2 separate regions of the Homo sapiens genome follow, and region 2 is linked to region 1. A link is a loop called in an ENCODE intact Hi-C map of the cell type or tissue named here. Cell type or tissue: GM12878. All regions are shown on one strand. Each heading gives the region's core, and the rest is flanking DNA. Links, peaks and the distances in the headings are about the cores only.

The links. Hi-C counts contacts between places; a loop is a spot of excess contacts. Peaks named below come from ENCODE experiments on the same cell type or tissue, not always from the same donor. Only the 100,000 strongest peaks of a DNase experiment are listed, where the experiment ranks them.
Region 2: it touches region 1 in a loop (4-fold over the local background); 7 of 110 quality-filtered maps call a loop at or near these places.

The regions. Positions count from the first base shown.
Region 1 is chr1:165,391,434-165,394,351 of GRCh38, reverse strand. No RefSeq gene overlaps it. Among named protein-coding and RNA genes, the nearest start is that of LMX1A, 36 kb to the right of the region's middle. RefSeq lists an enhancer at 917-1,126 and a silencer at 1,237-1,286. In GM12878, for the core only: a CTCF peak has its summit at 1,280 (motif pointing left); a DNase peak (open chromatin) is centred at 1,171.
Region 2 is chr1:165,716,716-165,719,633 of GRCh38, reverse strand. No RefSeq gene overlaps it. Among named protein-coding and RNA genes, the nearest start is that of ALDH9A1, 20 kb to the right of the region's middle. RefSeq lists an enhancer at 1,476-1,525. In GM12878, for the core only: a CTCF peak has its summit at 1,547 (motif pointing left); a DNase peak (open chromatin) is centred at 1,524.

The sequences.
Region 1 (2,918 bases), core at 154-2,653:
CTCTAGAGATTCAATGGCTTGTCTTGGGACACACACGGTGGTAGCCTGGGGAACTCAGCTACTCTCATGGCAGATGCAGAGCCAGTGCCACTCAACTTCAAGACCTTTGGGCCTATATCCTTGTGAACTTTTTTTTTTTTTTTTTTTTGAGATGGAGTCTCAGCCGAGGTTGGAGTGCAATGGTGCAATCTCGGCTCACTGCTACCTCCGTCTCCTGGGTTCAAGCAATTCTCCTGCCTCAGCCTCCCGAGTAGCTGGGATTACAGGTGTGTGCCACCATGCCCGGCCCTCAGTGAACTTTTTATATTCTGTGCCCATGAAATATTTGTAGGTTGAGGGATTGGTATATATGAAGAACAAACATAAAATAATAAGGGATGGTGTTTTTTAATAAATGTGGAACTTGGATAAACAAACCAACATTTAGCTAACATCTCCTTCAGGAGTTTTACTACAGTGATATTTTCCTTGGATAGTTCCCTTTTACATTTGTCTTCAGAGCTGGTTTAAGGCCACCTAAGATACATGATCTCATGATTCTATAGTAAAGACTTATTAAATAACAACAACTATAACATATCTCCTGGTCCAGGTTCATGTAACATGCCCATCAATCCGGAACCCAGCATACACCAGGGCCCAGGCTGGCACATTCATATTCTCAGCTTTATTTCCTACATTGCTCAAGAGATTTGGAGCTGAATGGCATTTGATCATTTTTAAAAACCAAATCTACCCTCTATGAATGAAAATTTGCCACCACTTCTGTAACTCAAAAAAACTGACTCAGGCTCTGGAAGAACTGGGTCTTGGAGCCAAACGATCTCAAGGCTTCAGGCAATAAATCAACAATGCCTTTCCACTAGGAGAAAGCTTGGGGCGGCAGCTACACGATTAATTAAGGAGTTACTGGGAGGGGCTAAGTGCGGAGTGGAATGGAAGGCACAAACCCCTTTTCTCCGAAGGCAGGCAGGGAAGGCAGATTTGAATAAGAGGTTTGTTAGTTTATGAAGAGAACTGGAGACCCAAACTCTTTCCCAGCCAGGAAGAGCAGCTTTCACCCTCCTCTACAGAAAACTCCATGGAAATGTCTCCCGTGACAGTGCTGGCGCACACAACCATCTCTGACCACAGACCACAGACCACAGACCACAGAGGAACTGGCCCCGCCCAGCCTCCCCAGGGGAGGCATCTTGGGTTGTGCAGCTGCGAGGGACTCTTGCAACCTGCCCCTCCCGGCTGCACACTTTGTGCGGGAAGATTGTTAGGCATGGGCGCCCTCTGCTGTCCGCTCAGGGGCATCACATCCCGGAGAAAGCCGCTTCCAGGAGGACTGAGAGGGAAGGGACTTTAAAAATTGAAAACAAAAAGAGTAGTTTGAGAAATGAACTTCAAATAGACTCAGAGGAAAGGGTGCCCTTAGCCAGATACTCACTCAATGGAGTGTTTACTTCAGACTCGGGAAATGGGCTTAGAAGAGGAATCTCAAGGGGGAATGGTTGGAGCATCCCATAGAGAATGCATGAAAAGGAGTCAGGTTCAGGCTGGGAAAGAACAACCTCCTCCTCACCTGTCAGCCACCCCACTAGCTAAAGGGGACACAGGTATGTAACTGCCAATTCACCGGCATCACATACAAAGCCGAAGGCTAATGCCACATCAGGACTGGTTCTTCAAAGCGGGTGACCACTCTGTACAACAATATTGTTCCCACAGCAACATGACAGTCAGACCTCTTTCCCACAGGTAGAATTTGAGATATTTGAGAATGGCTAAATGCGAGCTTTTAATGGGGAGATGTTTTAGGGAAATTTTCTGTTGTTCTTTTCCTGGTTGTCATGCAGAGTACAAAAGTGCCAGATCAGCCCTTCCCAAATTTGCAGAGCCAGATGTGGGTGTTCACAGCAAGCTGAAGTTGCAATGCCCTTAGGAGGAGCAATGCTGATGGCAGGTGGCCCAGTGGAAGGAGCAGGGGACAGGGAGTTAGAGGGCAGGTGAGTTGTCTGACCTAGGCATGTCTCTAAACCTCTCAGGCCTTCAGCTTTCTCTTCCGTAAAATCAAAGATTCTAACCAGATAATCTCTAAAGTTCCTTCTACCTCATCAAATCAATAATGTCTTTTAGAGATAGATTGACATTCTACTTCATTACCTTACATGAAAGCAGGAGCTCACCCTAAGCTCTGGGCACTGGTTTCAGAGAGAACGCTGAAAAAGTCCTATTCCTTAGAAAGCCCAGGATCTGAAGGATAAAACACACAGATTAAAAAATTATTAAATAATTATGAGTTGAACACCTGCTATGGGTTTAGTGTGCTGTTAAAGGATAGATTTATAAGCCTGGGCAAGATAGCAATACCCCATCTCTACAAAAAATACAAAAAACAAAATTAGCCAGGTATGGTGGTGCACACCTGTATTCTCAGCTACTCGGGAGGTTGAGGTGAGAGGATCTCTTGAGCCCAGGAGGTCAAGGCTGCAGTGAGCCGTGATTGCTCCATTGCACTCCATTCTGGGTGACAGAGTGAGACCCTGTTTCAAAAAATATATATATATAGATTTATAAAGATGGTTTCTAATCCCAGGTGAGCAGAATTGAGTTTATCTATCTCAGTTGATGGCAAAACAGACCATCCAATTTACCTCTTTTGTTTATTCTTCTCCTGTCATCTGCTATCTCAGATCCAAATCTTCCCCAAAGATTCCAAGTTCCTATTTTTTTTCTAGTGGGTCCTTGAAAATCCACCTTCCAAAGGTTTATTTCTATACATGACATCCATGGAAATTATATGGTATTATTTTGTTGTTTTAAAACTGTATACGAATGACTTTTTTGGTATCAGTTTCATTTTATCCATTCTTCTTTGTTTCTCTCATTACTGTGCTTTGCCATCCATCAGCGATGCTCTGTGTAACTCT
Region 2 (2,918 bases), core at 294-2,793, 330 kb before region 1:
TCTAGAGAACATTTTACATTTTTAATCAAACTGGGGCAATACTTTAGTGCAGTGGTCTTCAAACTTTTTTGACCACAACCCCACAGTAAGAAACACATTTTTATTATTGCATCCCAGTTATAGAAGTCCCATGAAACAATACCTCTTTTATGCACTTTGGTATTTTATTTCATTCTTCGAAAAATGTGGTCATAATCCATTAATTTTACCACTGACTAATGGGTTGCATCAGGCAGCAAGCCATTGGAAAAAAATAAATAAAGTTCTCTCTGGAACTTGAAGAATAAGGAAATTTGAGTGAAGTCAAGTTTGGAACACTAAAGACCACTTTAAATTAGATGTGGTGGACTTATCTAAGATTTTGACTATATTATAGCAATGAATAACTCGGTGAAAATAATCAAGAACAACCAATTTTCCAGAAAGACATTAGCCAAGAGTGTGACTTCTTTTCTCAGATATACTTTCTGGAGGATCAGAAAGGGCAAGAACCTGACATTTGTATCATGCTATAATTGCATACATTCGTTCACCCATTTACCAAGCACATTTAAAGCACGACCTCTGTGCAAGACCCTGTGCTACGGGCATTGTGGACACAAAGGTGAGTTGAGTAGAAATCTGCTCAGAAATCTTACAACTGGTAGCTACTGTAAGCGTCAGTTTCCTTGTCTAAAAAAAGAGGACAATAATTCCTGCAATGGCCTGCATACTCATAAAATTGTTACAAAAATGAAATGAGAATAATATATGTAAAGTTCCTTTGTAAATTATAAGGGAACATTACTAAAAGCAGTTGAATAGTGAAGTGTTCAAAAAATTTAGATTCATATTGTTTCTATATACACTAAGAAATCATTTGACAATTTGTTTTTCTCTTTTCCCCTGTAATCATTAATTTATAATGACTCTAGATTGGAGTTAGATTATTTTTCTTAAGATTATTTTCATTTGTCTGAAAGCTTTAACTTTATCAAGTAAAATCTTGCTGATTAAGCACTAGACTTGTGGATGAACACATTTCATTTTCCTCTAGTCTTGGCTGTGCTTCATGTTCACTGGATAATTTAAGGTGATCCCACTGGATAATTTAAGGTGATCCTGGCACTTCAGCCTGGGTGACAGAGCAAAACTCTGTCTCAAAAAGAAAAAAAAAAACTGTGGGGTGGGGGGGAATGACTTTTGGATAATATAAAAATACTAAATAATATGCACAATGATTTAGAGAGGCCATTCGAGATAGAAGTGGGCTGCCCAAAAGGGTGATTAAGCCCTTAGTTCCTTTGGCTTGTTGGCTTCTCTTAGTCCATGTTTTGCTTTTTGCTGCCACCTGGTTCAGGGATAGTTCTTTCTATCACTACCAAGTACTCAGCCTGAAGTTGTGGGGCACGAAAAAAAGCAAGTTGGTGATAACGATTTCAAAAAGGCAATTTAAATATGTTTACCTCATTCTTGAAGTTCCTTCTTTGTTGTTGAATGGGTTTGCTTTTTCTAGTTTTCCTTCATCTTTTCTGCAACTCAACTCACTGCTTATATGTGCATGCCACCTAGTGACAAAAATTGGCCCTGCCTGCTTTTTAGGGAGATGAAGTGTTTTGTATCCACTGTTTAGGGGAAGGGAGACAGGTAGAGTAGATTACACACTGAGGAAACTTTAGAATGGGTCCCCTGGGCTAAGTGCGGTAGCTCACACCTATAATCCTAGAACTTTGGGAGGCTGAGGTGGGCAGATTGCTTGAGCCCAGGAGTTTGAGACCAGCCTGGGCAATATGGTGAAACCCCGTCTCTATAAAAAAATACAACAATTAGCCGGGTATGGTGGTAGGTGCCTATAGTTCCACCTACTCAGGAGGCTGAGGTGGGAGGATCACCTGAGCCCAGGGAGGTCGAGGCTGCAGTGAGCCAAGACCACGCCACTACACTCCAGCCTGGTAGACAGAATGAGAACCTGTCTCAAAAATAAATAAATAAGAATGGGTCCTCTAATGGGGCCAACGAGAGGCTCCCTGTGGTTGAACATGAAGACATAGACCTGGTAAATGCACAGCAAGTATTATTACATTTTTTTATTCCTGGACTCTCCTGCCACTCCTCAAGCTTCTCAATAAACTTCCATGTAAAAACAAAACAACAAAAAACAATAAAAGGCTTTGTTTCCCCCTCGACAAGGTGAGAAATCTTAAAAATAGGAGAGAAAGAGAGCAGGTAGATCTGGGAGGGTCTCTCTGGCATGCCTTTTGACCCCCTTGTCCCTCTTCTCCTGGGACCATTGTCTTTCTTATCGCATGTCTCCAGTCTGCCGAGGCCTTCCTCCATCCTGGCTCACCTTTGCTCTGTATTTAATTTTCAATGTGTCCTCTGCAGCCCCTGTTCTTTGCTGAGACTTTGCTAGATTCTCAATTTTATCATAGAATACTCCTACCACTTGAACTAAAAACCTAACTTTCTTATGAGGGAAATGTCAATGTAATTACACAAATATATCTGATAATCCATGATAATTCACAACCCTTTTGAGCAGACGCTGCTGTTTCTCTTCTCTTGTCTGAGGACCAAGAGGCAGGGTCGATGTGCTCCTAGCTACCCACTGCCTCATCCTCTTTTTCAAAAAGCCTTTTTTTGGCTGGGTGCGGTGGCTCATGCCTATAATCTCAGCACTTTGAGAAGCCAAGGCGGGTAGATCACCTGAGGTCAGGAGTTTGAGACTAGCCTGGCCAACATGGCGAAACCCTATCTCTACTAAAAATATAAAAATCAGCTGGGTGTGGTGGCGTGCGCCTGTAATCCCAGCTACTTGGGAGGCTGAGACAGGAGAATCGCTTGAACCCAGGAGGCGGAGGTTGCAGTGAGCTGAGATTGCACCACTGCACTCCAGCCTGAGCAACAGAGTGAGACTCTGTCACAAAAAAAAGAAAAAA